Regions from separate parts of the Homo sapiens genome. Here region 2 is linked to region 1. The links are chromatin loops, found by intact Hi-C in ENCODE. Cell type or tissue: MCF 10A. All regions are shown on one strand. Each heading gives the region's core, and the rest is flanking DNA. Links, peaks and the distances in the headings are about the cores only.

Region 1 (16,541 bases), core at 5,823-13,822:
CCAGGACTTCCCGTTTTTTCTTGCTGTACTCCCTCCTGTTAAATCACAGACTCATCCATCTCCAACCCCCAGAATATAGAGAAAGAGCACAACACTACATCTTAACTCCTGAGACGTGGAGAACACTTCTCCTCCTGAGAGCTTAAGTACCAAATGGAAGCTACTTTTCCCCCTTGGTCTCAAATGTATTACTAGATTCTGAACTGGACTCCACCATCACGTAAGAAAGCAGTCATGGGCAGTAATTCTGGGAGATCCAGATAGGACATGCCAGCCCCACACTGGTGGCATAGGAAGCCAAGTTGCTGCTTCCTCCCTGTGCACTCCCATTTGTCTGGCCTCTCTTGATCTCAGCTGGCGCTCACTTCACATCAGCTATGATGCAATCCAGCAACTAAAGTATTAGTTAATAAATGCTGACAGCACAGCCTTTTCTGGTCACGTATTCATACTAAAATACGGGGGAGAGTTGGGGGGAGAGGGGGATATATGGGAAATCTCTGTACCTTCCTCTCCATTTTGCTATGACCTAAAGCTGCCCTTTAAAAAATACAAGGGGCTGGGCACAGTGGTTCACGCCTGTAAACCCAGCACTTTGGGAGGCCGAGGCGCGTGGATCACCTGAGGTCAGGAGTTCAAGACCCGCCTGGCCAACATGGCAAAACCCCGTTTCTACTAAAAATACAAAAAGTAGCTGGGCGTGGTCGCATGCATCTGTAGTCCCAGCTACTCAGGAGGCTGAGGCAAGAGAATTGCTTGAACCTGGGAGGCGGCGGTTGAAGTGAGCCAAGATCATGCCATTGCCCTCCAGCCTGGGCAACAGAGCAAGACTCCTTCTCAAGAGAAAAAACAAAACAAAACAAGAAAAAACAAAGAATGAGCTCTCCACGCGAAAAATCCATTGAGATGCAAAGGAAGGAAGCTATCATTGTGGAATTGCACATGTCAGTTACATTAACGTTTTTGGAGCAAGGTAGAGCTCATCTCTCCCACAAGCAAATTCCAGCCCAAAGCATTGATACTAATAAAGTGCCATGCTGCGATGTGCAGGGGGCAGACAGTGTCTCCAAGCTCCCTACACACATGCCTTCCCACAGTTTGCCCTTTCTTGACCCCAGAAGCATCAGGCCCCTTCACCCTCGAGGGCCACTATCAGGAGTTTGAATTAATGGCAATCACCATGCACAGGGAAGGCTGTGGAATTCTGACATAAAAACACTTAGTGGAGGGCTTGGAAAAAGTCTAGTAGGAGCAAGACGCAAGCTGGACTAATTATCTAAAACAAGAGACCTGGTTTGGGGATCTTAATGTTCTCAAAAAAGAAAATTATTATTATTTTTCATTTTGCACTTTGTGCCATAAAACATTTTCAACAAAACATAGAATCTCATTTCTTTTGAGGGAAAATGATTGGGAGACCAGCTCATTGCTGGCACAGAGGCCTGGTTCATTCATAATTCCTTCATAGGCAAGACACCAGGTGAACCGATATAGCCGAGCTGGAAGAGCTCTCCAAGGCAGAGACTCTGAGCCAAGGAATGTTCAAAGAGCTAGCATGTATTGTGGGATTACTATGCGCCAGGAATTTTTTACACTGCATCACGTTCCATCTTCACAACAGCCCTAGAAAGGAAGAACTATTATTACCCCCGTTTTATAGGTGAATAAACAAGGGCACAGGTCCTTGATGTAACAGCCAGGATCAAACAGCTGGGAAGACGAGAAAACCTTTCCCAGGCTAGGATAACAGAGGATTTGGTTGAAAATACAGGCAATTAGGTGCTACCTCTGGGAAAAGGGGCCAGGAGAGGAAGGAGACACTTTTCCCTGCATGCCCTGATGTCCTATTTGAACATTTTATCATGAACACGAACTTCCTATTTAAAAAACACTTTTTATTGAAAAGATAAATCTGTGTGTTGTATTGTGTCACTCAGTTCAAGTACTTGAAATTTATTGAATTGTATTTTCTAAAAAATAGATAGTTGAGTAAAAGCAAGCTCACATTACATAGACGGATCACAGTGCACGGCTGCGGAGCTGGGAGCAGTGGCTTCGTTTCATGCAGGAAAGAGAACTTGGTTCAGGAGTGTCTACGTTGCTTAAGACAGGAGAGCACTAAAAATGAAACCATCCAGCCATCCTCCCCCATTTTCATTTTCACACCAAAGAATCCCACCGCGGCAGAGGACCACCGTCTCTGTTTAGACAATCGGTGAAGAATGGATGACCTCACTTTCCCCAACAGGCGGGTCCTGAAATGTTATGCACGAAACAAAACTTGAGTAAATGCCCAACAGAGGTCACTGTTTTATCGATCTTGAAGAGATCTCTTCTTAGCAAAGCAAAGAAACCGATTGTGAAGGTAACACCATGTTTGGTAAATAAGTGTTTTGGTGTTGTGCAAGGGTCTGGTTTCAGCCTGAAGCCATCTCAGAGCTGTCTGGGTCTCTGGAGACTGGAGGGACAACCTAGTCTAGAGCCCATTTGCATGAGACCAAGGATCCTCCTGCAAGAGACACCATCCTGAGGGAAGAGGGCTTCTGAACCAGCTTGACCCAATAAGAAATTCTTGGGTGCCGACGCGGAAGCAGATTCAGAGCCTAGAGCCGTGCCTGCGTCCGTAGTTTCCTTCTAGCTTCTTTTGATTTCAAATCAAGACTTACAGGGAGAGGGAGCGATAAACACAAACTCTGCAAGATGCCACAAGGTCCTCCTTTGACATCCCCAACAAAGAGGTGAGTAGTATTCTCCCCCTTTCTGCCCTGAACCAAGTGGGCTTCAGTAATTTCAGGGCTCCAGGAGACCTGGGGCCCATGCAGGTGCCCCAGTGAAACAGTGGTGAAGAGACTCAGTGGCAATGGGGAGAGCACTGGCAGCACAAGGCAAACCTCTGGCACAGAGAGCAAAGTCCTCACTGGGAGGATTCCCAAGGGGTCACTTGGGAGAGGGCAGGGCAGCAGCCAACCTCCTCTAAGTGGGCTGAAGCAGGTGAAGAAAGTGGCAGAAGCCACGCGGTGGCAAAAAGGAGTCACACACTCCACCTGGAGACGCCTTGAAGTAACTGCACGAAATTTGAGGATGGCCAGGCAGTTCTACAACAGCCGCTCACAGGGAGAGCCAGAACACAGAAGAACTCAGATGACTGGTAGTATTACCTTCTTCATAATCCCAGGCTTGGGGGGCTGCGATGGAGTCAGAGGAAACTCAGTTCAGAACATCTTTGGTTTTTACAAATACAAATTAACTGGAACGCTAAATTCTAGCCTGTTAATCTGGTCACTGAAAAAAAATTTTTTTTTTTTCAAAAAACATAGCTTTAGCTTATTTTTTTTCTCTTTGTAAAACTTCGTGCATGACTTCAGCTTTACTCTTTGTCAAGACATGCCAAAGTGCTGAGTCACTAATAAAAGAAAAAAAGAAAGTAAAGGAAGAGTGGTTCTGCTTCTTAGCGCTAGCCTCAATGACGACCTAAGCTGCACTTTTCCCCCTAGTTGTGTCTTGCCATGCTAAAGGACGTCACATTGCACAATCTTAATAAGGTTTCCAATCAGCCCCACCCGCTCTGGCCCCACCCTCACCCTCCAACAAAGATTTATCAAATGTGGGATTTTCCCATGAGTCTCAATATTAGAGTCTCAACCCCCAATAAATATAGGACTGGAGATGTCTGAGGCTCATTCTGCCCTCGAGCCCACCGGGAACGAAAGAGAAGCTCTATCTCCCCTCCAGGAGCCCAGCTATGAACTCCTTCTCCACAAGTAAGTGCAGGAAATCCTTAGCCCTGGAACTGCCAGCGGCGGTCGAGCCCTGTGTGAGGGAGGGGTGTGTGGCCCAGGGAGGGCTGGCGGGCGGCCAGCAGCAGAGGCAGGCTCCCAGCTGTGCTGTCAGCTCACCCCTGCGCTCGCTCCCCTCCGGCACAGGCGCCTTCGGTCCAGTTGCCTTCTCCCTGGGGCTGCTCCTGGTGTTGCCTGCTGCCTTCCCTGCCCCAGTACCCCCAGGAGAAGATTCCAAAGATGTAGCCGCCCCACACAGACAGCCACTCACCTCTTCAGAACGAATTGACAAACAAATTCGGTACATCCTCGACGGCATCTCAGCCCTGAGAAAGGAGGTGGGTAGGCTTGGCGATGGGGTTGAAGGGCCCGGTGCGCATGCGTTCCCCTTGCCCCTGCGTGTGGCCGGGGGCTGCCTGCATTAGGAGGTCTTTGCTGGGTTCTAGAGCACTGTAGATTTGAGGCCAACGGGGCCGACTAGACTGACTTCTGTATTTATCCTTTGCTGGTGTCAGGAAGTTCCTTTCCTTTCTGGAAAATGCAGAATGGGTCTGAAATCCATGCCCACCTTTGGCATGAGCTGAGGGTTATTGCTTCTCAGGGCTTCCTTTTCCCTTTCCAAAAAATTAGGTCTGTGAAGCTCCTTTTTGTCCCCCGGGCTTTGGAAGGACTAGAAAAGTGCCACCTGAAAGGCATGTTCAGCTTCTCAGAGCAGTTGCAGTACTTTTTGGTTATGTAAACTCAATGGCTAGGATTCCTCAAAGCCATTCCAGCTAAGATTCATACCTCAGAGCCCACCAAAGTGGCAAATCATAAATAGGTTAAAGCATCTCCCCACTTTCAATGCAAGGTATTTTGGTCCTGTTTGGTAGAAAGAAAAGAACACAGGAGGGGAGATTGGGAGCCCACACTCGAATTCTGGTTCTGCCAAACCAGCCTTGTGATCTTGGGTAAATTCCCTACCACCTCTGGACTCCATCAGTAAAATTGGGCGTGGACTAGGTGATCTCATAGATCCTTCCTGCTGGAACATTCTATGGCTTGAATTATATTCTCCTAATTATTGTCAAAATTGCTGTTATTAAGTATCTACTGTGTGCCAGGCACTTTAAATAAATATTGTGTCTAATCTTCAAAACAAATTTGCAAGGAAGGTTTTTGGAGATAAGGAAACTGAGACTCAGGATTAAGTAACACACCTAAAGTCACAGGTGAGCTTGGAACTGAACCCAAGTGTGCCCCCACTCCACTGGAATTTGCTTGCCAGGATGCCAATGAGTTGTAGCTTCATTTTTCTTAGAGACTTTCCTGGCTGTGGTTGAACAATGAAAAGGCCCTCTAGTGGTGTTTGTTTTAGGGACACTTAGGTGATAACAATTCTGGTATTCTTTCCCAGACATGTAACAAGAGTAACATGTGTGAAAGCAGCAAAGAGGCACTGGCAGAAAACAACCTGAACCTTCCAAAGATGGCTGAAAAAGATGGATGCTTCCAATCTGGATTCAATGAGGTACCAACTTGTCGCACTCACTTTTCACTATTCCTTAGGCAAAACTTCTCCCTCTTGCATGCAGTGCCTGTATACATATAGATCCAGGCAGCAACAAAAAGTGGGTAAATGTAAAGAATGTTATGTAAATTTCATGAGGAGGCCAACTTCAAGCTTTTTTAAAGGCAGTTTATTCTTGGACAGGTATGGCCAGAGATGGTGCCACTGTGGTGAGATTTTAACAACTGTCAAATGTTTAAAACTCCCACAGGTTTAATTAGTTCATCCTGGGAAAGGTACTCTCAGGGCCTTTTCCCTCTCTGGCTGCCCCTGGCAGGGTCCAGGTCTGCCCTCCCTCCCTGCCCAGCTCATTCTCCACAGTGAGATAACCTGCACTGTCTTCTGATTATTTTATAAAAGGAGGTTCCAGCCCAGCATTAACAAGGGCAAGAGTGCAGGAAGAACATCAAGGGGGACAATCAGAGAAGGATCCCCATTGCCACATTCTAGCATCTGTTGGGCTTTGGATAAAACTAATTACATGGGGCCTCTGATTGTCCAGTTATTTAAAATGGTGCTGTCCAATGTCCCAAAACATGCTGCCTAAGAGGTACTTGAAGTTCTCTAGAGGAGCAGAGGGAAAAGATGTCGAACTGTGGCAATTTTAACTTTTCAAATTGATTCTATCTCCTGGCGATAACCAATTTTCCCACCATCTTTCCTCTTAGGAGACTTGCCTGGTGAAAATCATCACTGGTCTTTTGGAGTTTGAGGTATACCTAGAGTACCTCCAGAACAGATTTGAGAGTAGTGAGGAACAAGCCAGAGCTGTGCAGATGAGTACAAAAGTCCTGATCCAGTTCCTGCAGAAAAAGGTGGGTGTGTCCTCATTCCCTCAACTTGGTGTGGGGGAAGACAGGCTCAAAGACAGTGTCCTGGACAACTCAGGGATGCAATGCCACTTCCAAAAGAGAAGGCTACACGTAAACAAAAGAGTCTGAGAAATAGTTTCTGATTGTTATTGTTAAATCTTTTTTTGTTTGTTTGGTTGGTTGGCTCTCTTCTGCAAAGGACATCAATAACTGTATTTTAAACTATATATTAACTGAGGTGGATTTTAACATCAATTTTTAATAGTGCAAGAGATTTAAAACCAAAGGCGGGGGGGCGGGCAGAAAAAAGTGCATCCAACTCCAGCCAGTGATCCACAGAAACAAAGACCAAGGAGCACAAAATGATTTTAAGATTTTAGTCATTGCCAAGTGACATTCTTCTCACTGTGGTTGTTTCAATTCTTTTTCCTACCTTTTACCAGAGAGTTAGTTCAGAGAAATGGTCAGAGACTCAAGGGTGGAAAGAGGTACCAAAGGCTTTGGCCACCAGTAGCTGGCTATTCAGACAGCAGGGAGTAGACTTGCTGGCTAGCATGTGGAGGAGCCAAAGCTCAATAAGAAGGGGCCTAGAATGAAACCCTTGGTGCTGATCCTGCCTCTGCCATTTCTACTTAAGCCAGGGTTTCTCATATGTTAACATGCATGGGAATTCCCTGGGCATCTTCTTGTGGTGTGGAGTCTGACTTAGCAAGCCTCGGGTGGGTTTGAGGGTCAAATTTCTACCAGGCTTATATCCCTGGTGATGCTGCAGAATTCCAGGACCACACTTGGAGGTTTAAGGCCTTCCACAAGTTACTTATCCCATATGGTGGGTCTATGGAAAGGTGTTTCCCAGTCCTCTTTACACCACCGGATCAGTGGTCTTTCAACAGATCCTAAAGGGATGGTGAGAGGGAAACTGGAGAAAAGTATCAGATTTAGAGGCCACTGAAGAACCCATATTAAAATGCCTTTAAGTATGGGCTCTTCATTCATATACTAAATATGAACTATGTGCCAGGCATTATTTCATATGACAGAATACAAACAAATAAGATAGTGATGCTGGTCAGGCTTGGTGGCTCATGCCTGTATTCCCTAAACTTTGGGAGCCTAAGGTGAGAACTCCTTGAACTCCTAAGGCCAGGAGTTCAAGACCAGCCTGGATAACATAGCAAGACCCCATCTCTACAAAAAACCAAAACCAAACAAACAAAAATGATAGTGGTGCTTCCCTCAGGATGCTTGTGGTCTAATGGGAGACAGAACAGCAAAGGGATGATTAGAAGTTGGTTGCTGTGAGCCAGGCACAGTGCTGATATAATCCCAGCGCTATGGGAGGCTGAGGTGGGTGGATCATTTGAGGCCAGGAGTTTAAGACCAGCCTGGTCAACATGGTAAAACCCCATCTCTACTTAAAAATACAAAAAAGTTAGCCAGGCATGGTGGCATACACCTGTAACCCAGCTACTCAGGAGGCTGAGGCACATGAATCACTTGAACCCAGGAGGCAGAGGTTGCTGTGCACCACTGCACTCCAGCCTGGGTGACAGAACGAGACCTTGACTCAAAAAAAAAAAAAAGAAGTTTGTTGCTATGGAAGGGTCCTACTCAGAGCAGGCACCCCAGTTAATCTCATTCACCCCACATTTCACATTTGAACATCATCCCATAGCCCAGAGCATCCCTCCACTGCAAAGGATTTATTCAACATTTAAACAATCCTTTTTACTTTCATTTTCCTTCAGGCAAAGAATCTAGATGCAATAACCACCCCTGACCCAACCACAAATGCCAGCCTGCTGACGAAGCTGCAGGCACAGAACCAGTGGCTGCAGGACATGACAACTCATCTCATTCTGCGCAGCTTTAAGGAGTTCCTGCAGTCCAGCCTGAGGGCTCTTCGGCAAATGTAGCATGGGCACCTCAGATTGTTGTTGTTAATGGGCATTCCTTCTTCTGGTCAGAAACCTGTCCACTGGGCACAGAACTTATGTTGTTCTCTATGGAGAACTAAAAGTATGAGCGTTAGGACACTATTTTAATTATTTTTAATTTATTAATATTTAAATATGTGAAGCTGAGTTAATTTATGTAAGTCATATTTATATTTTTAAGAAGTACCACTTGAAACATTTTATGTATTAGTTTTGAAATAATAATGGAAAGTGGCTATGCAGTTTGAATATCCTTTGTTTCAGAGCCAGATCATTTCTTGGAAAGTGTAGGCTTACCTCAAATAAATGGCTAACTTATACATATTTTTAAAGAAATATTTATATTGTATTTATATAATGTATAAATGGTTTTTATACCAATAAATGGCATTTTAAAAAATTCAGCAACTTTGAGTGTGTCACGTGAAGCTTAATATAAACAAGTTTCTTGTCACTGCCACCACCACGACCAAAAAAAGCTAATCAATCACTATATATAATACATATATATACTATATATAATAAATATATATACTATATATAATACATATATACACTATATATAATACATATATACTATATATACACATATATACTATATATACACATATATATTATGAATGTATATATATAGTATATATAGTATATATACTATGTATGTATATATATAGTATATATAGTATATATACTATGTATGTGTATATATAGTATATATAGTATATATAGTATATATACTATGTATGTATATATATAGTATATATAGTATATATACTGTGTATGTATATATATAGTATATATATACTATATATGCATACATAGTATATATGCATATATACTATATATACTATATATTTATATATACTATATACTATATATACTATATACTGTATATATACTATATATGTATGTATACGATATATATATATACTATATATGTACACACACACATATATATATACATATAAGCACCTACTACATGCCAGGCATCATTAAATGTGTTGCATCCATCACGTCATTTAACCCCAGCACTTGCACACTCCTTTCTGGTTGTGGAAGACTAAGTAATTTATCTAAGTCACCCAGCTGGAAGGTCAGGCAGGGACCCAGATTTGAAATCCAAGTCTACCTACCTACAGGTCCCCTACTCTTAACCTGTAGGTCCCACTGCCTACCCAGGAACTGAGGGATGATGTAGAAAATCCCAAAACATGTTAATATAGGGAATACCTATAAACATGCAATCAAAGTCTTTGGGACTATACAACCACTGTATAAAGCATAACAATGTACAAGCTTCCAAACAATAACTAGAAGTTCTGCCTCCCTCTTCTGGGTTCCTAAAGCACTGCACCTATCTACCTGTCAAAGCATCTACCACATTGTACCACACCTTAAAATCAATGGTTTTTTTCTTCTCAGCCAGCATGTGGATGCCTCAATAAAGCAGACTCCTTTCATGACCTAAAACTAATTTCAGGGGGGAAAAAAAGACGAGCTGGGCGCAGTGGCTCACGCCTATAATCCCAGCACTTTGGGAGGCTGAGGCGGGAGGATCACTTGAGGTCAGAAGACCAGCCTGGCCAACATGGCAAAACCCCGTCTCTACTAAAAATACAAAAATTAGCTGGGCGTGGTGGCGCACCTATAATCCCAGCTACTCAGGAAGCTGAGACATGATAATCGCTTGAGCCTGGGAGGTAGAGCCTGGGGCTGCACTCCATCCTGGGCAACAGAGGGAGATTCTGTCTCAAAAAATAATAATAATAATATAAATAAATAAATAATTTTTTTAAAAAAAGACTCTTTCCTATATTAATCTTTGCATCCTGTGCCCATGGCCCCAAACCTGACCAATGAAGGCCCCAGTAAATATTTTTTGAACAAAAGAAAATATAGATGATCAAAGATAAGAAAGATAAGAAGACACCTCAATTCTTGTAGGCATATAGTGGTAGGGGAAATCACTAATTCTGTGTGTTTATGTATCTTCATCTTCAGGAAAAATAGCAAGAATTAGAAAGAAACACTCAAAGGACTTCCAGAGAAGGCAATGAATAGCCAGTGCATGTACACCTACCTCCATTTCCTTTGCCACTGGCAATAATCTTCATCTGCCCTCTCCCCTCCCCGACCTAAAGTGGTAGTGAGAGAGGCAATCTGGACAACTTAACATGGCCTCGTTTATCCATCTCAACACGACACTGGGAATTTGGTGCAGATTTCCCCTTTCTAACCCCTGCAATATAAAAGTTCTGTCTCCTTATAAAGCTTTTCCCCATTCTACCCGCTACAGACTTCTTCCTCCAGGGGAGGAGTTCTTCTGGGTAAGGGAAAGTCCACAGAGGTCAAAAACCGAGAGGAGCTGAGCCAGAAAAGAGCCACATACTCTGATTTCTAGAAACCACGCATCACAAGTGGGCTTCCCAAAACTAGGGTCAAGTCAAAGAACAAAGAGAAATTGCGATCAACTGATGCTTTCATTCTTCAAACAAAAATGGGTTGAGTTTCATAGATAAGTCAGGGAAAGCTCCTGAGAAAGAGGTGAAAGGGTAGACATGATCCCTGCCCTCTTGTGTAGCACACTATGGAAGGGAAAATAGACATTAAATAAAGACTATAAATGTGATAAGGTTTCCAAAAAGAAATGTGGGCTGTGCTGAGAACCCATACTAGAGGCACGGATAATCTAAGTGAACCCTGGTTTGGCTGCTCACCACTCGAAAGCCAGACATGAGAGACAAGGTTGGTGGGAGGAAAAGCCAGTTCATCAGAAAGCCAGTAAACCAAGAAGATGGTGAGCTAGTATTTTAAAGTACCATCTTGAATTTTAAAATTTATCACAGTAGTTTTTAAAGAGAAACTTGGTATGGGAGATACGTGGGAGTGGTGCGTGGTGTAGGGTCTGTGTGTCTTGTTCTGATGGCTATCTCAGGTAACCGCCTGTCCGGAGGTCTGTTTGGGATCATCTTAACTTCAGCTAGATGATGGATTCATTGTTCATGATTCCTTCTAACCAGGAGGATTCTGCAATGGGGGCTCCTTGCCTCGTTTGTTTAAAGATCAGCCTCTGGGATTTTTAAAGCAAGAGTATAATTAGATAAGCATACATTGCCAGAGGGGAGTGTCTAGAGAGGGAAGGAATGAAGAGGTGAGAGGAAAGAAAAGGAAGAAAAAGAAAGTGGGTAAGAGGCAGAGCAAGATGGCAGAATAGAAAGCTCCACCAATGGACCCCCTGGCAAGGATACAAAGTTAACAACTATCTGCACAGAAAAACAAACAAACAAAAAACACCTTCATAAGAATCAGAACTCAGGTGAGCACACATAGTACCTGGTTTTAACTTCATATCACTGAAACAGGCACTGAAGAAATTAAAAAACAGTCCTGAATCACAATGCTACCCCTCCCCTATCCACAGCAGCAGTGGTGTGGTGCGGAGAATGTCTCTGGGTGCTGGGAGAAGGAGAACACATCAATTGTGGGGCACTGAACTCAGTACTGTCCTGTTAGAGGAGAAAGGAAAACCAGACTAAACTTAGCTGATGTCCACTCACAGAGGGAGCATTTAAACCATCCCTAGCCCAAGAGGAATTGTCAATCCCCAGCAGTCCAAACTTGAGTAGCCGCAAAACTCTCCACTGAGGGCCAAACTTGAAAGGCAGTCTAGGCCATAAGGACTGCAACTCTTAGGCAAGTACTAGGGCTCAACAAGGCCCGGAGACCTAGTGGACTGAGGGGACATGTGACATACCGAGATACCAGCTGAGGCAGCCAAGGGAGTATTGGCTTCACCCCTCTCCTAATCCTAGGCTGCACAAGTCATAGCTTCAAAAGAGACTTTTTCTTTCTGCTTGAGGAGAGAAGACAGAAGAGTGGGGAGGACTTGGCCTTACCTCTTGGATACCAGCTCAGCTACAGCAGGATAGGGCACTAGTCAGAGTCATAAGGCCCGTATTCCAGACCCAAGCTCCAAGACAACATTTCTAGACACATCCTAGACTAGAAGGGAACCCACTGCCTTGAATGAAAGGACCCAGTCCTGGCAGCATTCATCACATGCTAACTGAAAAGCCCTTGGGCCCTGAATAACCAGTAGCGATCCCCAGGTACTACATCGAGGGCCTTAGGTGAGCCTCTGAGACTTGCTGGCTTCAGGTGAGATTCAGCACATTACCACCTATGGTGGCTATGGGGCAAAACTCCTCCTGCTTGGGAAAAGCAGAGGGAAAAGTAAACGGGGCTGTATCTTGTTGCACCTTAGGTACCAACACCACCACAAGGGGGTAGAGCACCAGGTGGGATCTTGGGGTCCCTGATTCCAAGCTTTGACTCATGAGTGGCATTTCTGGACCTGCCCTGTGCCAGAGAGAGGCCTATTGCCCTGAAGGGTGAGTCTCAGGCCAGGCAGCATTCACCACAAGCTGACTTAAAAGACCTAAGGCCTTAAGGGAACATCCATGGTGGTCTGGTAGCACTTCTTAAGGCCACTGGGGAGCAGGGTGGGCAGTAGCTACAGGGTGAGGGTTCTCTGCTTCTGAAAAGGGGAGGGAAGAGTGGGAAGGACTGCATCTTGTGGGTTGAGTGTCTGCTCAGTCACAAGACAATAGACTACAAGGTAGACTTCTAAGTTTTTTACTCTGGTCCCTAACTCCCAGATGGCACTTCTGGACCTACCCTGGGGACCTCATCACCCTGAAAGAAAGGACACAGGCCTGGCTGGCTTTGCCATCTGCTGATTATTGAGCCCCAGGGCCTTCAGCAAACATAGGCAGTAGCCAGAGAGTGGTTACAGCAGGCCTCGGGTAAGACCCAGTGCTGTGCTGGCTTCAGGTGTGACCCAGTGCAGTCACAGTGGTGGTGGCCACATGGGTGCTTGTGTCATTTCACCCCCAGCTTTAGGTGGCTCAGAACAGAAAGAGAGATTCTGTATGTATGTTTGGGAGAAAGTAAAAGAGGAGAACAAGAGGCTCTGCCTGGTAATCCAGAGAATTCTCTCAGATCCTGTCTAAGGCTATCAAGGCAGTACCTCTATGAATCTGCAAGAACCACAGCATTCCTGGGTGGGAGGTGCCCCCTAAAGAAGAAACAGCTTAGATTACAACACCCAAATCCTTTCAAATACCTGGAAATCCTTCCCAAGAAGGATAGCTACAAATAAGCCCAGACAATGAAGACTACAATAAATATCTAACTCTTCAATGCCCAGACATCAAAGAACATCTACTAGCATCAACACTATCCAGGAAAACGTGACCACACCAGATGAACTAAATAAGTCACCAGAAACCAATCCTAGAGAAACAGAGATATGTGACCTTTCAGACAGAGAATTCAAAATAGCTATTTGAGGAAAGTCAAAGAATTCAAGATACACAGAGAAGGAATTCAGAATTTTGTCAGACAAACTTAGCAAAGAGATTGAAATAATTTTGAGAAATCAAGCAGAAGTTATGGAGCTGAAAAATGCAATTGGCATAATGAAGAATGCATCAGAGTCCTTTAATAGCAGAATTGATCAAGCAGAAGAAAGAATTAGTGAACTTGAAGACAAGCTATTTGAAAATACATAGTCAGAGGAGACAAAAGAAAAAGAATAAAAAACTATGAAGCACAACTATGGGATCTAGAAAACAGCCTCAAATGGGTAAGTTTAAGAGTTATTGGACTTAAAGAGGAGGTAGAGAAAGAGATGGGGTAGAAAGCTTATTCAGAGGGAAAATAACAGAGAACTTCTCAAACATAGAGAAAGATATTAATATCCAAGCACAAGAAGATTATAGAACACCAAGCAGATTTAACCCAAAAAAAGCCTACCTCAAGGCATTTCATAATCCAACTCCCAAAGGTAAAGAATAAAGAAAGGACCCTAAAAGCAGCAAGAAAAAACAAGTAAATAGCATACAATGGCACTCCAAGACATCTAGCAGCAGACTATTCAGTGGAAACCTTACAGGCCAGGAGAGAGTGGCATGACATATTTAAAGTGCTGGAAAAACAAAACAAAACAAAAACCTTTCACCCTAGAATAGTATATCCAGCAAAAATATCCTTCAAACATATAGAAGAAATAGACTTTTTCAGACAAACAAAAGCTGAGGGATTTCATAAATAACCGATCTGTCCTACAAGAAATGCTAAATGGAGTACTACAGTCAGAAAGAAAAGGACATTAATGAGCAATAAATAATCACCTGAAGGTATAAAACTTACTGGTAATAGTAAGTGCATAGATAAACACAGAATGTGATAACACTGTAACTGCTATATGTAAACCACTCTTAAAAAGTTAAAAAGCTGGGGGACAAAGTTAAGAGTTTTTATTAGTTTTCTTTTTGCTTGTTTGTTTGTTTATGCAAATAGTGTTGTTGTTACCACGTTAAAATAATGGATTATAAGATAGTATTTGCAAGCCTCATGGTAACCTCAAACCAAAAAACATACAATTGATACCCAAAAAATAAGAAGCAAGAAACTAAATCATATCACCAGAGAAAATTATCTTTACTAGAGGCAGACAGGAATGAAAGAAAGAAGGAAGAGAAGACCACAAAACAACCAGAAAACAAATAACAAAATGGCAGTAGTAAGTCCTTACTTATCAATAATAACGTTGAATGTAAATGAACTAAACTCTTCAATCTTCAGACACAGACTGGCTGAATGGATGAAAAAAAGCCATTGATCCATTGCCTGCAAGAAACACACTTCATCTATAAAGACACACATAGACTGAAAATAAAGGAGTGGAAAAAGATATTCCATGCCAATGGAAACAAAAAAAGCAAGAGTTGTTATATCAGACAAAATAGACTTCAAGACAAAAACCATAAGACGAGACAAAGAAGGTCACTATTAATGATAAAATGATATATTTGACAAAAAGATATAACAATTTTAAATATATATGCACCCAACACTGGAGCACCCAGATATATAAAGGAAATATTATTAGAGCTAAAGAGAGAGATAGGTCCTAATACAATAATAGCTGGAAACATCAATACCCCACTTTCAGCATTGGGCAGATCTTCCAGACAGAAAATCAATAAAGAAACATCAGATTTAATCTGCACTATTGACCAAATGTATCTAACAGATATTTACAGAACATTTTATCCAAGAGCTGCAGAAAACACATTTTCCTCAGTACATGGATCGTTCTCAAGGATAGACCATATGTTAGGTCAGAAAACAAGTCTTAAAATATTTTTTAAAAATTGAAATAATATCAAGCATCTTCTCTGACCACAATGGAATAAAACTAGAAAGTAATAACTAGAGGAATTTTGGAAACTATACAAACACATAGAAATTAAACAATATGCTCCTGAATGACCAGTGGGTCAATGAAGACATTAAGAAGGGAATTGAAAAATTTAGTGATAATGGAAACACAACATACCCAAACCCATGGGATACAGCAAAAGCAGTACTAAGAGTGAAGTTTATAGCTATAAGTGCCTACATCACAAAAGAGGAAAAACTTCAAATAAACAATCTAATGATGTATCTTAAAGAACTAAAAAAGCAAGAGCAAACCAAACTCAAAATTTATATCAAAACAAATAAAGATCAGAACAGAAATAAATGAAATTAAAATTAAAAAAAAGATCAATGAAACAAAAAGTTAAAAAAAAAAAAGTTAAACAAAATTGACAAACCTTTAACCAAACTAAGGAAAAAGAGAGATCCAAATAAATAAAATCAGAAATAAAAAAGGAGACATTACAACTGATACTGCAGAAATTCAAAGGATCATTTGTGGCTACTATAACTAACTGTAAGCCAGTAAATTGAAAAATCTAGAGGAAATGGACAAATACTGAGATACATACAACCTACCAAGACTGAACCAGTAATAAATTGAAAACCTGAACAGATTAGTAACAAGTAATGAGATTGAAGCTGTAATAAAAAGTCACCCAGTAAAGAAAAGCCAAAGATCTAATGGCTTCACCGCTGAATTCTATGAAACATTTAGAAAAGAACTAATACCAATCCTACTCATACTATTCCAAAAAATACAGGAGGAAAAAATACTTTCAAATTCATTCTACAAAGCCCGTATTACCCTGATACCAAAACCAGGCAAAGACACATCAAAAAAGAAAACTACAGGCCAATATCTCTGATGAATGTTGATGCAAAAATCCTCAAAAAATACTAGCAAAAATACTAGCATTCTAATTCAACAATACGTTAGAAAGGTCATTCCTCATGACCAAATGGGATTTATCCCTGGGATGCAAGGATGGATCAACATATGTAGATTAATCAACATGATACATCCTATCAACAGAATGAAGGATAAAAACCACAGGATCATTTCACTTAATGCTGAAAAAGCATTTGATAAAATTCAACATTCCTTCGTGATAAAAACTCTTAAAAAAATGAGGACAGAAGAAACATACCCAAGCATAATAAAAGCCATATATGACAGACCCACAGCTAATATCATACTGAA
Region 2 (16,541 bases), core at 4,358-12,357, 320 kb after region 1:
TAATTGACATCTTTCTCTAATTTAAATTTGTGCTGCTTTAGGTCTCTTATGTGAAAAATAGATTCTTATTAGCCAACTGTGTTTAAAATCTGCTCTTTCTCCTGTAATAACAGCTCTTCTCCTGTAATAATCAACGTCCAGTTACCCAAATCAGAACTTTGGTAGATATATTCAGTCCCTGGATTCCCCTCAGTAGGCCTCTTCCCATACACTTTGAATTGATTACCAAGCCTATCAGTTCCATGTCTCAGATATCCCTTAAGAATGTCCCTTAAACTCTACTTTGTTTGTTTGTTTTGTTATGTTTTGAGATGGTGTCTCCCTCTGTTGCCCAGGCTGGAGTGCAGTGGTGCCACCTCAGCTCACTGCAACCTCTGCCTCCCATGTTCAAGTGATTTTCCTGCCTCAGCCTCCCAAGCAGCTGTGATTACAGCATGTGCCACTGTGCCTGGCTAATTTTTGTATTTTTAGTAGAGATGGGGTTTCACAATGTTGGCCAGGCTGGTCTCAAACTCCTGACCTCAAGTGATCCAAAATGCTGAGATTATAGGCATGAGCCACTGCACTCGGCCCCCTTAAACTATACTTTCATGGTCACTGCCTCAGGTCAGGTGCCCAGCATGCCATATTTCAATTTCTGCAGCAATCATTAAACTAGTCTCCCTATCTCTAGTCTCTTCCTTCCTCAAATCATATTCAAGAATGCTGGCAAAATGACCATTTTAACATGCAAATCTGATCATGTCATTACTCTGAGTAAAATATTTCAGTAGATCCCAACCGTCTATGGAAGTCCAAATTCCTTAGTGTGTCATATAAACACTTCATGATTTTCCTTTATCCACTTTTCTAAATCACGTCTACTCTTTGTGCATTCATATGCACCTTGTCCTGTGCCGTCTAGTCATATTGCTAAACAACCTGTCATTTTCTCCAAGTGCTGTGTTCTCTTCTGCTGCTATGCTTTTGTGTACACTATTCCCTCTGTCCTGCGAGATGTTTGTCCCCTGTGCACTTGACAAAACTTACTCATACTTCAAGACTCAGCTCACATGTCCTTCTTTTGTGAAATTTTCCCTGTCACTAGTTGCTCACAACCATTATATTGAGTTAGACCCTCTATTCTCTGAGCAACTTGCATGTGCATGCTAATACCTTATTTAGAAATTTTATGATACTCAAGAGTCATTATTGTGTGTACACAAGCATGCACATGCTGGGACTCCCCTACTAGCCCATGATCTCCTTGAGAACAGAAATAATGGCTTATATATTTAGTTACTTAAAATTTATTAATTTATTTATTTTTTGTTGTTGTTTTTGAGACAGGGTCTCGCTATGTCACCCAGGCTAGAGTGCAGTGGTGTGATCATAACTCACTGCAGCCTTGATTTTTCAGGCTCAAGCAATCCTCCTGCCTCAGACCCCTGAGTAGCTGGGGACTACAGGTGTACCATCACACTTGGCTTTTTTTTTTTTTTTTTTAGTAGAGTTGGGATCTTGTCATATTTCTCAGGCTTATTTTTACCTCCTTAAACCTTACCTAGTACCTGGCACAAAGTAGGCACTCAAGAATATGTGAAATGAATGAAGAAAACAAATTAAGCATAAGAAAAGTTAGTAATAAAATGAATAACTGTGCTTCAATGTTTCGAAAATAACTTATCTTTCCTAGAATGCACTTTACTACCTCAAATCTTAGGACCTTACATTGTTCCTTCTGTCTAGAATGATTTTCTCTTCAATTTAATCCTCTGTTCATCCACCAAGAAGCTACTCTATAGGTAATATCATTACCTCTGTTAGCACTGGCCTGGGCCTTTAGGCAGAATTATCTACTTCCTCCCTTAAATACCCATAGATCTCCTATGTGAAAATAGATTCTTATTAGATGCTTGTGTTTCACTGTGTCTGCCATAGACCCTTGATATTCACAAGGTAGATACCCTGAGACTTCATAGATACAAATATTTGAACATAAAAATGTTTATATGGGCTTCTGGATTTCTCCTAAATTATTTCTCAAATTCTGGGTTTGCTCCCAATACAAGTCAGGGAGCTTTTCTACTTTTACTCAGAATCTTTCCCTGATTTGGCCATTTTTTAAAGTCAGGTTTATTGAGATATAATTCCTAGAGTGAAATTCACCCTTTTTAGACATACCCATAATTTTAGGAATCCTGACAAACACATCCAGGTACACAATTACCATCACAATTAAAATACAGAACATTTCTACCATGCCAGAAAGTTCCCACATGTCCCCTGTGGTTAATCCCCAGTCCAGGACTCTCACTGTGGTTTTAACTTTTCCAGAGTGTCATATAAATTCAAACATATCCCATATGGCTTTATAAATTTGCCTTCTTTCAGTTAGCATGGTGTATTTGAAATTTGTTCTTTTTATCACTTAGTAGTACTGTTCTGTATGAAATTCTATCACGTGGAATCTACCTGTACACAGTATGGATGTACCACAGTTGGTTTATCCCTTCACAAGCTGATGAACATTTAGGTTGTTTGCAGTTTTTTGGTGAAAACTGTTATAAATATTCATGTGTAGATCTTTGTGTATGTTTTTGTTTCTTTTGGGTAAAAATCTAAAAGATGAGTTGGGTCATCTAATAAGTATACGTTTAACTTTATAAGAAATTGTCACACTGTTTTTCAAAGTTACTGCAGTGTTACATTCCACCCCAAAATGTATGAGAGCTCCATTGGCACAGCATACCCATCAGCACTAATGGATGTGTAGTGATATCTCTTTGTGGTTTTAATTTTCATTTCTTTGATGACTAATGATCTTTTCATTGTTTATGTGGCATCTGCATTTCATAAAATATTCAAATATTTTGTCCATTTTTTTAAATGGGCTTGGCTGCCTTCTCTTCTCTTCTTTTCTTTCTTTCTTTCTTTCTTGTCTTTTTTTCTTTCTCTTTTCTTTTGTCTCACTCTGCTACCCAGGCTGCTTTTTCTTTTCTATCTTTCCTTCCTTCCTTCCCTCTTTCCTTCCTTCCCTTCCCTTCTTTCTTTCTTTCTTCTTTTTTCTTTCTCTTTTCTTTTGTCTCACTCTGTCACCCAGGCTGCTTTCTTTTCTTTTCTTTTCTATCTTTCCTTCCCTCTTTCCTTCCTTCCCTTCCTTTCTTTCTTTCTCTTTTGTCTCACTCTGTCACCCAGGCTGCTTCCTTTTCTTTTCTTTTCTGTCTGTCCTTCCTTCCTTCCCTCTTTCCTTCCCTCCCTCCTTCCCTCCCTCCTTTCTTTCTTTCTTGCTTACTTTCACTCTCTTTTCCTTCCTTTCCTCCTTCCTTCCCTCCCTCCCTCTCTCCTTTCTTTCTTTCTTTCCTTCTTTCTTTCCTTCCTTCCTTCCTTCCTTCTTTCTTTCTTTCTTTCTTTCTTTCTTTCTTTCTTTCTTTCTTTCTTTCTTTTCTTTCTTTCTCTTTCTTTTTTTGACAAGGTCTCACTCTGTCACCCAGGCTAGAGTGCAGTAGTGCCATCTCGGCTCACTACAACCTCCACCTCCCAGGCTCAAACGATCCTCCTGCCTCAACTGGGACCACAGGCCTGAGTCATCACACCCAGCTAATTTTGTATTTTTTTAAACAGAGACAGGGTTTTGCCATGTTGCCTAGGCTGGCCTGGAACTCCTGAGCTCAAGTGATCTGCCCACCTCGGCTTCCCAAAGTGCTGGGATTACAGGTGTGAGTCATTGTGCCCTGCCCATTTTCTTATTATTGAGTTCTTTACATATTAAGGATATCAGTATTTTATTATACAGTGTTTTACAAATATTTCTTTCAGACTGTGTCTTCTCTTTCATTTTTCTTAACAGTGTCCTTTGAAGAGTGGATGTTTCTAATTTTGATTAATTCCAATTTGTCAACTTTTTTTTCCTGATTTGTGCTTTTTGGATGCTAAGAAATTTGTGCCTAACCCAAGCTCAGAAAGATTTTCACATGTGTTTTCTTCTAGAAGTTTTATAGTTTTAGGTTTTACACTTAGATTTCAGATCCATTTTGAGTTAAGTTTAAGGGAGGAAGTAGATAATTCTGCCTAAAGGCCCTCACAGTGTGAGGTATGCATTGAGGTTCGTATTTTTACACACATATGTTTAATTGTTGCAGCAGCATTTTTTAAAAGCCTATCCTTTCTACATTAAATTACCTCTGTATGTTTGTCAAAAGTCAATTAACAGCCTGGGCACGGTGGCTCATGCCTGTAATCCCAGCACTTTGGGAGGCCAAGTTGGGTGGACCACCTGAGGTCAGGAGTTTGAGACCAGCCTGACCAACACGGTGAAACCCCGTCTCTACTAAAAATACAAAAATTAGCCAGCATGGTGGCATGCACCTGTAATCTCAGCTACTCAGGAGGGTGACGCAGGAGAATCACTTAAACCCGGGAGGCAGAGGCTGCAATGAGCCAAGATCATGCCACTGTACTCCAGCCTGGACAAGAGTGAAACTCCGTCTCAAAAAAAAAAAAAATTCAATTAACCATGTATATGTTGTTTTATGTCTGGATTCTATTTGAAGTGTTCACCAGCTTTTCCTCTAAAGCGACAGATAAGTAAGATTTTAGGCTTTGCAGGCCATACAGTCTCTGTCACAATTACTCAATTCTACCGTTATAGTACAACAGCAGCCATAGACAACATGTAAATAAGTGAGCATGGCTGTATTTTAATGAAGTATTATTTTATTTCAATAAAATATTATTTACAGAAACAGCCAGTGAGATTAGTCCTGGAGGCCATAATTTGACAACTCCTGCTCTCGTGTGCTCCATTCATCTGTTTCTATCCTTTGATCAATACCATAATGGCTTGATTACTGTGGCTTGTAAGATTTGAAATTAGTTAGCAGTGTTGAGTCTTCCAACTTTTTTCTTTTGCAAAAATTTTTGACTATCTTTTGCTTTCCCATATAAATGTAGGGTATGTTTGCCGGTTTGCTTTCCCATATAAACGTAGGGTATATTTGCTGGTTTCTCTTTTTTTTTTTTTTTTTTTTAGACGGATTCTCTCTCTGTCACCAGGCTGAAGTGTGCAGTTGCGTGATCTTGGCTCACTGCCATCTCCGCCTCCCAAGTTCAAGCGATTCTCCTGCCTCAGCCTCCTGAGTAGCTGGGACTACAGCTACGTGCCACCACACCTGGCTAATTTTTGTATTTTTAGTAGAGACGGGGTTTCACCTTGTTGGCCAGTATTCTCTCGATCTCTTGACCTCACGATCTGCCGGCCTTGGCCTCCCAAAGTGCTGGGATTACAGGTGTGAGCCACTGTGCTCGGTTGTTTGCTGGCTTCTATAAAAGAAAAAATCTGCTAAAATTTTTATTAGGATTGCACTGAATCTATAATCAACTTGGGAATAACTGGCACCCTAACAATATTGAGTCTTCCAATCCATGAACACAGATACTTCTTTCTTTAAAGATTGTGATTCTATCATCAATATTTTAATTTTCAGCATATAAAGTTTGCACATATTTTGTTAGACTTATACCTAAGTAATTAATAATTTGAGTGCTACTGCAAAGTGATTTTTAAATTTTAATTTCCTTTTTTTATTATGAATATATATAAATACAACTGATATATGAATATTGAGCTTGTATCCCACAACCTGGCTAAACTCCCTTATAAATTCCAGTAGCCATTTTGTATATTCTTTTGGGATTTCCTATGTTACAGATTCTCATCTATAAATAGCAACAGTTTTATTTCTTCATTTAAAATCTCTGTCTTTTCTTTTTCTTTCCTTATTGCCCTGTCTATGACCTCTGGTAAGGTGATAGCAGTGGTAAGAGTAGACAATTTTCACTTATTCTTGAGCTTAGGGGAAAGCACTTAGTCTTTCACCATTCTCTTGGCCATGTGAGAATTCAATGAGAAGACAGCCATCTGCAAAGAAGGAAGAGTGCCTTTGCCAGACACCAGATCTGCTGGGACCTTGATCTTGGACTTCTCGGACTCCAGACTGTGAAAACTAAATGTCTATTGTTTAAGCTACTCAATCTGTATTCTGTCACAGCAGACTGTATTAGTCCATTTTCACACTGCTAATAAAGACATACCTGAGACTGGAAAGAAAAAGAGGTTTAATGGACTTACAGTTCCGTGTGGCTGGGGAGGCCTCACAATCATGGTGGACGGCAAGGAGCAAGTCACGTCTTACATGGATGGTACCAGGCAAAAAGACAGCTTGTGCAGGGAAACTCCCCCTTATAATACCATCAGATCTCATGAGACCTACTTGCTATCACAAGAACAGCATGAGAAAGACCTGTCCCCATGATTCAATTACCTCCCACTGGGTCCCTCCCACAACACATGGGAATTGAAGATGAGATTGATTTGGGTGGGGACACACCAAACGATATCACAGACCAAACTAAGACAACCATTAAGAATGATGTCAGCCATAGGATTTTCATAAATGTCCTTTGTTAAGTTGAGGATATTTTCTTACAGTTTTTATCATGAAAGAATATTGAATTTTGTTGTGCTTTTTCTGCATCTATTGGGATGATCCTATAATTTTTCTTCTTTTATCTATTGACATAATGAATTACGTTAATTTAGATTTAAATATTGAGCCACCTTGCCTTCCTAGAATTAATCCCACTTAGTTATGATGCATTATCCTTTTTATTTATTGCTGCATCTAATTTGCTAATATTTTCTTGAGAATTTTGGGGTCTATGTTTATTTGGGATATTAGTCTGTAGTTTTTTTACGTGTAATTATTTTGTCTGGTTTCAATATTAAGGTAATGCTGGCTCATAAAATGAGCTTCCCATGCCAACCTTCCCAGTACAAATTAGACAGCTTTTAAATATCCACCCACTTAATTGGTGAACATTTAGAAACAAAAGACCTCTTCAGAGTGATTTTGTATATGAAAAGGAGTTTGCATTGACAAACCCTCCTTGGGATATGGATGCTAAAAAGTAAGCTAGACATTCTCATTGGGTGATTGGATCCAGAATATTAGCTCCTCAGCATAAAGAAAAACTCCTACACCTCAGCATGATGTATATTAGTTTATCTCATTGGTCCTTAATGGTTTGAGACTAGCCAAAAAAAAAACAAAAAAAAAAACATTAAATGTAATTGAGTCTGAGTCTATACAACTGCTACTCAAATTTTTATTTCAAAAAAAATTCAGCCGGTCATAGTGGTTCACACCTGTAATCCCAGCACTTTAGGAGGCCAAATCGGGAGAACTGCTTGAGCTCAGGAGTTTGAGATCAGCCTGAGCAACATAGTAAAACTTCATCTCTACAGAAATTTTAAAATTTAGCTGGACATGTGCCTGTGCATGTGCCTATAGTCCCAGCTACTGAGGAGGCTGAGGTAGGAGGATCGCATGAGCCCAGAAGATTGAGGCTGCAACACTATGATTGCACTACTGCACTCCAGCTTCGGCAACAGAGCAAGGCCCTATCTCGTTTAAAAAGAAAAGAAAAGAAAAAAAAATCTTGGGTATGAGCATAATTTATTTGATTAATGAATAAGCACTTTAAAAATTAAAGCAAGACTTTTGATTTTTAGTTCAGCTTTTCCTTGTACAGAATTCTTCTTGTTTCAGAATAGAAGAATCTCTGAAATAACATATATGTCATAGAGGCTAAAATTTAAATCTTTCACTCTTACTAGAAGTATTCAATTTGTCTTTGGGTTTTACAAGAGAAATGCCAGATGCTAACAAATATAAGTAATGGTTGTTGTTGGGCTTTTTGTTTAATGTGAATCCTCCAATTACCTTTAAAATCATGATGAAAGCTTAGAAGTTTCAAATTGCCAGCTTAAAACATTATATGTTAAATTATAATATTGTTGGCTATGCATATTCTTTTGCAGAAATATTTTTAGTTAGGCTTCAAAATATCCTCTAAATTTTTAAATAACTACAATTTTATACTCATGTCAGCTCTGTGTCTGTGTCGGTAAGAAAAAAATCTACATTACTTTTTTAAAATGTACATCATGCACCAAAAAGAGAGAGATTTCTGAATTCCATGCCTTCAGGTTAACTGATCAGGTTAGCTGTCCTACACTACAGTGACATCTACTGGCACAATCAGGACTGAGCACCCAGAAGTAATCAGAATGACAGGGCAGCCTTTCTTCTTCCTCTTTGATTATTGGCTGATAACAGGAGTTACATGAGTATGAATTTCCTAAGAACAGATATCATATTTTCTTGAGCTCTGTATCTCCAGTGTCTAATATTGTGATTGTTACATTAACGATTCCCCAGAAATCTGTTGGATAATTATAAGTGCAATTGCCTATGGCCTAACTTTTCAAACAGCACAGAATCTAAATTGAAACAATACTGTTAAAAGTGATTTAAATTAAAACAATAATAATAAAATGGTCTAAAACAAAGGTACTTTGTCTTTGTGATAAATCTCTTTTAAATTCTAATGATAAAAATAAGCTCCACTCATTATCCAGAAAATCACACACAATTTTATACACAACTTCATGAAGGTCCTGAATTCCATCTCTCAACTCAAGGTTAAGAACCTTGGATACAGGAGGTAGAAATATGTTTTAATACACTTTGAAATGCATAAAATCAATAAAACAATAATAAGAAACTACTATATACCTATTAGAATGGCTAAAATTCAAAATGTTAACATAACCAAATGCTGGTGAGGATTTGGTGGAGCAAAAGGAACTTTCATTCACTGCTGGGTAGGAATACAAAATGGTCCAGACACCTTGGAAGACAGTTTGGCAAGTCTTAAAAAATTTTAAACATCTTACTCTATGATGGAGCGATCATGCTCTTTGGTATTTACTCAAATGAGTTGAAAACTTATATCCACAGGAAACTCTGCAGACAAATGTTTATATCACCTTTATTCGTAATTGCCAATCCCCAAAAGAAACCATGGTATCCTTCAACAGGTGAATGAATACATAAACTGTGGCACATCCATATGATGAAACATTATTCAGCAATGACATGAAAAAAAAGCCATCAAGTCATGAAAATATACGGATGAACCTTACATGCATATTGCTAAGTGAAAGAAGCCAGTCCGAAAAGGCTATATACTGTATGATTCCAATGATATGACATTCTGGAAAAGGTAAAACAATGAAGACAGAAAATGGTCAGTAGTTGCCAGGGGTTTGAGGAGAGGGACAGATGATAACTTGGAGCACAAGGGATGTTTAGGGCAGTAAAACTATTCTGTATGATAGTAATGGTAGAGGCATGTCATACATTTGCTGGTAGACGTAGAACACAAAGAGTGAATCTTAATGTAAACTATGGACTTTGGTTAATAATAATGTGTCCATATCAGCTCATCAATTGTAATAAATGTACCGTGTAACAAATGAAAGATGTGAATAGTGGTGGAAATCATAAAGAAGGGGAAGGTGGGGAGTGGGCCTGGGAGGCTGCAAAGTGGGATATATAAGAACTCTCTGTACCTTCCAATCAATTTTCTGTAAACCTAAAACTGCTTTAAAACATAGTCCATACAAAAATTAGCCGGGGGTGGTGGTATGTTCCTGTAATCCCAGCTACTCCAGAAGCTGAGGCAGGAGAATCACTTGAACCCAGGAGGTGGAGGCTGCAGTGAGCAAAGATCACACCACTGCACTCCAGCCTGGGCAACAGAGCGAGGTTCCATCTCAAAAAAAAACCAACAAAAACAACAAAATTAACAAACAAAAAAAAACATAGTCCACTCATTTAAAAGAGAAATAAGCTTCTATTCTTTTGAAATATATTTTAGGATCTATTTGTTACTTTTTAAAAAATGTATGTCAGTCCATAAAGGATGAATTGACCATGAAGACTAAGCTTTGATTTTTTATCTTGCCCAAATTCCTACCTAAGGGGCCTGGGGAGTTATGCCCTGCAAACCGTAAATTCTCATCAGACGGGTGTTATTTAACCCTGCATATCGTGGCTTACTTTCCAGTCTGACTCTGGCATAACACTATGAGACAAGGAATAAGATCAAAATATTTAACCCCAAAATATATTTCCTTGCCATATCTTGAAATTGCCCTGCAAAGTCTCTTGTGGGAACAATCCACATTCTATAGAGAAGCCCCTTTCCCCTTTGTTTTCCTTCTTCCCTTCCCAGATCCAGGAGAAAATCAACTAAGAGCCAGGGACCCTTTTAAGTCTGATAAGAAACATTTTACAACCTGCTCTCTCTGAAGTCTGCTATCTGAGAGCTTCCTCTGCACAATAAAACTTGGTCTCCACAATCCTTTAACCTGAACATTTTCTTTCTATTGATCCGATGTCTTCAGATAAACTCAACCAATTGTCAACCAGAAAAAGTTTAAATTTACCTATAGCCTGGAAGCTCCCACTTTGAGTGGTCCCACCTTTCTGAATGAAACCAATGTATTTCTTAAATGTATTTGATTGATGTCTCAATCTCCCTAAAATATATAAAACCAAGCTGTACCCCGACCACCTTGGGCACGTGTACTCAGGACCTCCTGAGGGCTGTGTCATAGGCCATGCTCCCTCATATTTGGCTCAGAATAAGTCTCTTAAAATATTTTACAGTTTGACTCTTTTCATCAACAACCAAGTTTACATTTAAACACTTTTCTCTGTTACAATTTTAAATGACACATAATCTATGACAGGAATTTATTTTATAAGTGCTCACATAATTAAGTCTCTCTAACAGAAGGCTATTTTTCTATTATGAGCCTAAAGGAGAAAATGACTTTTTACTTAATCCTCGGGTTGATGAAATTAAACACTTCATTTGGTGTGCTTTTCATTTTGATGTCCCTTAGGACTGAGAATTGCCTTTCCCAGAAAGTACTGTAAATCGACTGTGAATTGCTAGAGTGATAGAGGGAAGAAGGACGATTCTATTATAGCTTCTGCCAAGAGCTGACAGGCACATCCCACGAGCCGCTGCCAAGAAATGTTTAATAGTGTGGTAGGGAATTCTAGTCCCCAGATCCTGGTGAAAAACTGAAAATTGCTTTTGGTTTGTCAGTTAAGTTGTAAAATGTCTTAGGCTCTAAAATTGATTACCATTTCATCCCAAAGCAGAATGGCAGCCTAGCAAATTGTGATCCTTATAAGTACTCATCAGAACCCCTAGTGCCTACCAATGCTAAAGTATTTTTCGGCCATCTCTATAAAGCTCAAAGGGAAGTGGACATTTGGGCAATGGCTTGAGCAATTTCAGGACAGCAGTTTATCTTTTGGTCTGAGTTGTTTGGAGTTTAAGTCTGTGATAATAAAAATTTCACAAAACAACTTCCTGTTTTCACTACTGAGCACTACTGAGCAGGTCTAACCTTAGCCATCAGAAAAAATAATAATAATTATAGGACAAGATTATAGCCATAACTGTTCCTATTATTCAGGTTAAAATATATGGTTTTTGTCTGATGCAATTCAATGAGCTTGGTTTGTGTCTAAGGAAAAGACTCTGCCCTATGTGAAGAAAAAAGAAAGAAAGAAAAAGAAAGAAAGAAAGAGAGAAAGAAAGAGAGAAAGAAAAAAGAAAGAAAGAGAAAGAAAGAAAGAAAAAAGAAAGAGAAAGAAAGAAAGAAAGAAAGAAAGAAAAGAAAAGAAAAGAAAAGAAAGAAAGAAAAAATCAAAGGAAGTGAATCTTTGCCCCCTCATTAGAGTCCTACCTTGTACTTATCTTGCTCAGGGTATAACTTGGTGCATATACTAAAGCCAAATCCACCAGGGCTTCCAGGACCTTTCTGACCAAGAGAGCAGACAATGTGAGCTTATAAGGGGCCTTGGGTGAGTCTCCAACCCCTAAAATCTCTACCAGCTTAAACTCTTATTAGAAATGCATTTCTTGGCTGGGCATGGTGGCTCATGGCTGTAGGCCCAGCACTTTGAGAGGCCGAGGTGGGTGGATCACCTGAGGTCAGGAGTTCAAGACCAGCCTGGCCAATGTGGTGAAACCCCGTCTCTACTAAAAATACAAAAATTAGCTGGGCATGGTGGCGGGCACCTGTAATCCCAGCTACTTGGGAGGCTGAGGCAGGAAAATTGCTTGAACCCAGGAGGCGGAGGTTGCAGTGAGCTGAGATCACACCATTGTACTCCAGCCTGGGTGACAGAGTGAGACTCTGTCTGTAAGAAAAAAAAAAAGAAATGCATTTTTTAAATCTTATTTTGTAAATTGCAGTTCTTTTCGGTCAGTCATTATAAATTGCAGTTATGGAGGTTACTAACACCTTTGGATGAATTCATTTGTCAGGTTTCTCTTTTATGGCATCTGGCTAAGAACAGGGCCCTAAATAAATTATATAATCTGATATACCTATTGAAGATAGGGAGGAGAAGTAATTTTGGAAGAAGAAAAAGCAGGGCACTCAGGAAATTGCCCAAATTCATTACAGCAACAGTGCATTTGCTTCAAATTATCATAAGCACCAGTAGAAACAGGAAATAGTCACATACCTTTGCCTCCTATTCAGATGGCTATATTCCTTTGCTGAGAAATTCAGAGGATAAAATACCTAGTAGATAACTGCCATCACCTTTCCCAATGTTTCCCACTTCTTTTTAGTACTAAATGTTTTACTTTTGACAATTCTTTGGCCAGATATTATTTGAGATCCTAAACTGAGGTCTAGTTATCTTTGAAGATGGGGAGTCTGAGTTGCTATATCAACACAGCATCAACTTGATTTTAATAAGTCACTTGGTACCAAAGTGACACCTACCAAAATAGGAGGAAATGATAATGGGGGAAGGGACAGTGTTGCAGACATAATATTAAAACAGGCCATATTTTAAAACCCCATTCATTAACACAAACTATGTATTAGACACAGAGAGCCTGACATTTTTGTCCAGGTCACACGGCAAGTAGCAGAGTCAGCATTCAAAACCCGACCCCGTCTGACTTGAAGCTCACATTATTTTCACATCCTCTCAATGACACATTAAGTGTCAGCAATTGTTTTAGGTGCTTTATCCATTAACTCCATCTTTACAGTAGCTCTGTGATGGAGGTACTATTATTATTCCCAGTTTACACATGAGGATACTAAGGCAGGGACAGCTGAAATAATTTGGCCAAGGTTATGCAGCTAGTAAGTGGTCAAGCTGGGACTTAACCTCAGGCAGCCTTGCCAATACAGTTATGCTTCTCTAAAACTATAACTTAAGATTTGTCTTCTGATAAATGAATTTTGAACTCTGCCCACATGGTTATCAATTTCAGCCATTAGCAAACATCTCTCTTCCCATTCCCCTTTCCCTTGTGGCTCTTCATCCGTAGCAGGTGAGATCATAAGCCTAGTGAGAACAGGACACCACAGTCATTCAGTTGGCTCACCTGGAGTCAGCAGGATTCAAAGTACAGCTCCCAGCTGTGTAAAACTGGGCAACTTCTATTAGCTCTCTAGCTATTTTTTTATATAGAGAGGCGGGGTCCTACTGTGTTGTCCAGGCTGGTCTCAAACTCCTGGCCTCAAGCAATCCTTCAGCCTCAGTCTCCTAAAGTGCTGGGATTACCAGCACGAGCCACTGCTCTTGCCAGCTCTCTCTTAATTCTCCCATCTGTAGAATGGAGAGAGTCAATCCTATCTCATTCATGATGCATACAGGTTTAAAAACATGTAAGTATATTCAACCCAGCAGTCCCATTACTGGGTATATCCCAGAGGAATATAAATCGTTCTACCGTAAAGGCACATGCGTGTGAATTGCAGCACTACTCACAACAGCAAAGAATCAACCGAAATGCCCATCAACGACAGATTAGATAGAGACAATGTGGTACATATATACCATGGAATACTACACAGCCATAAAAAAAGAATGAGATCATGTCTTTTGCAGGACCATGGACAGAACTGGAGGCTATTATCTTAGCAAACTAACACAGGAACAGAAAACCAAATACCACCTGTTCTCATTTATAAGTAGGAGCTAAATGATAATATCTTATGAACACAAAGAACGGAACAACAGACACTGGGGTCTGCTTGGGGGGGGGGTGGGAGGAGGGGGAGGAGCAGAATAGGTAACTGTTGGGTACTAAGCTTAATACCTGGGTGACAAAATAATAAGTATAACAAACCCCCATGACACACATTTATCTATGGAACAAACTTTCACACATATCCACAAACCTAAAATAAAAGTTAAAAAAAAAAGCATTATGAAAACTGGAAAAAAACGTGTGTGTGTGTGTGTGTGTGTGTGTGTGTATAAATATTCTCAGCCCAGTGGCTGGCACCATTCAACAAGTGGTAGATATCACTATCATTATTATTATTATTATTATTATTATTATTATTATTATTATAACTGTGTTATTATTACACCAAGAACATAAAACATGGTGATAAGAGTGCTTACCATTTTTGGTTATGTATTTGTGCGCTATTTTCAAAGGGAGGTATTCACGTTTCTAGTCCTATGAAAGATAACATATTATTCTTTCTTCAAATATACTTGAAGCAAAGTAGAAATAATATGGAACAACAATATGCTTTATATTAAAACACCGTGTACCAAAGAATGGTAGTTATTTCTCACAATTAAAAAGTCAAAACCTCGGGCTGGGCATGGTGGCTCACAGCTGTAATCCCAGCACTTTGGGAGGCCGAGGTGGGTGGATGACCTGAGGTTGGGAGTTTGAGACCAGCCTGACCAACATGGAGAAACCCCATCTCTACTAAAAATACAAAAGTAGCCAGGCGTGGTGGTTCATGCCTGTAATCCCAGCTACTCGGGAGGCTGAGGCAGGAGAATCGCTTGAACCCGGGAGGCAGAGGTTGCAGTGAGCAGAGATAGCGCCATTGCACTCCAGCTTGGGTAACAAGAGTGAAACTCCGTCTCAAAAAAAAAAAAAAAGTCAAAAACTCTAACCCAACTTTTCGCATTAGGCCTTGGGGCAGGGATGACAGAGGCATTTGTTATTAAGGAGGATCTTCAACACATAGGCGCAGTGACTCAGCACTGCAGCCCAGCCCACGCAGTTCCACTGTTAGGAGCCTTTGGCACAGACTTCTGTAGCAGACATTGTGAGTGCAAATGCCATTCCTTCCTCCTCCATTGCTATTAGACTGTCAAATTTGTTCAAGTACCAGGCAGCAATATGCTGAGAAAGGTAGATTCTGCCTCTGGGAATGAATCATAATTGGTCTAAGCCAATCACAGTATTCTCATTTCCCTTTACTAGTCATTGATTTAAGGATGAGAATGTGACCCAATGAAGGTGAATTAATTATAAGGCAAAATCTGCTGAAGGCAGTGAAATAGTTTTTTTTGTTTTGTTTTTTGTTTTTTTTTTTGATGGAGTCTCGCACTGTCGCCTGGGCTGGAGTGCAATGGTGCGACCTCAGTTCACTGCAACCTCCACCTCCCGGGTTCACGCAATTCTCCTGCCTCGGCCTTCTGAATAGCTGGGACTACAGAAGCACACCACCACACCAGGCTAATTTTTTGTATTTTTAGTAGAGATGGGATTTCACTATGTTGGCCAGACTTGTCTCGAACTCCTGACTTTGTGATCTGTCCACCTCAGCCTCCCAAAGTGCTGGGATTATAGGCATGAGCCACCGCACCCAGCCAGATCTTTTTTTCCCTGATTAAATAGAGAGTCATATGAAAAGAAAATCCTTTACTTTTGCTGGTGTTGTCAGATTGAAGGTGTAATGTTTACAATGGTGGCAGCTATCTTGTTGCCATGAGGAGAAGTCAAGAGAATTTCAGCATAGTTAGCCAGCAGCTCAAGCATCATTAACTCTTCCGGAACCTCCCACATCTATACTTCTTTTTAATGTAAGATAATAGACCCCTACTGTTTAAGCCAAATTTAGTCACGTATTCTCTTACTTGCAACCAAAATCTTCCTAATTAATTTAAAGCACCATCCATTAGGTTTTATAATAAAAATCATTGATGACTGGAGTTAGGAGAGTTTTTAAAGCTCTCTATGAAAAGAGTATGGAGAAATAAGACATATGTAATTTAACTGGGCTCATATTAACATTATGTTGTCATATATCCAAAACTCACTCATGCATTAGGATGAAAAAAGGAAAAGGAGGTGCCATTCTGTGGTAATAAAGGAATATTTTCTTTTGTCAGATCTCAAATAATTTAGTTCGGTGAAATATCAAAATTCTAAACTCTGATGCAGTTGAAAACATTTCCCCTCCTTTCTGCTTAGGTGGATTTAGAGGGGTGCTGCATCAGTTTCTTCTCTCTGTCTCCAGCAATCCTTTCCCACATCTGCTGGCTACAGTCAGAACCCCTTACAGGTTTGGGGCAAGAGAGAAGCAGCATAAGGACAGAGCAATTCCACTTGACCACTACAGTTGCCTTGGTGTGCTAGTTCCCAAATATGTATTCCTTCTCTTTGGGATACCACTTTTGGGATCATGGGTGAAGCCCTACCTCTTGCCTGTCCATCTTCCTGTCTCTGCCCCCTCAGGCTGCCCTGCCTCCACTCTGTGTCTGAAGGTGCACCTGCAGATTCTTCTTGCTGCAGTTGCCTCATCTTTATCAGGAGGCCCTCCTGGGCATGGCCCATTTCAA

Evidence for each region. Hi-C counts contacts between places; a loop is a spot of excess contacts. Peaks named below come from ENCODE experiments on the same cell type or tissue, not always from the same donor. Only the 100,000 strongest peaks of a DNase experiment are listed, where the experiment ranks them.
Region 2: it touches region 1 in a loop (9-fold over the local background); 53 of 110 quality-filtered maps call a loop at or near these places.

The regions. Positions count from the first base shown.
Region 1 is chr7:22,723,521-22,740,061 of GRCh38, forward strand. IL6 (interleukin 6) reads left to right here and starts at 3,680. Exons shown (of 5, transcript NM_000600.5): 1 at 3,680-3,761; 2 at 3,924-4,114; 3 at 5,173-5,286; 4 at 5,994-6,140; 5 at 7,886-8,478. The coding sequence starts at 3,743. The coding sequence ends at 8,053. IL6-AS1 (IL6 antisense RNA 1) reads right to left here and starts at 4,100. Exons shown (of 2, transcript NR_131935.1): 1 at 4,048-4,100; 2 at 1,875-3,185. RefSeq lists a silencer at 3,095-3,144 and an enhancer at 3,130-4,329. In MCF 10A, for the core only: a CTCF peak has its summit at 9,413 (motif pointing left); a DNase peak (open chromatin) is centred at 7,971.
Region 2 is chr7:23,047,716-23,064,256 of GRCh38, forward strand. No RefSeq gene overlaps it. Among named protein-coding and RNA genes, the nearest start is that of HYCC1, 42 kb to the left of the region's middle. In MCF 10A, for the core only: a CTCF peak has its summit at 8,080 (motif pointing left); a DNase peak (open chromatin) is centred at 8,076.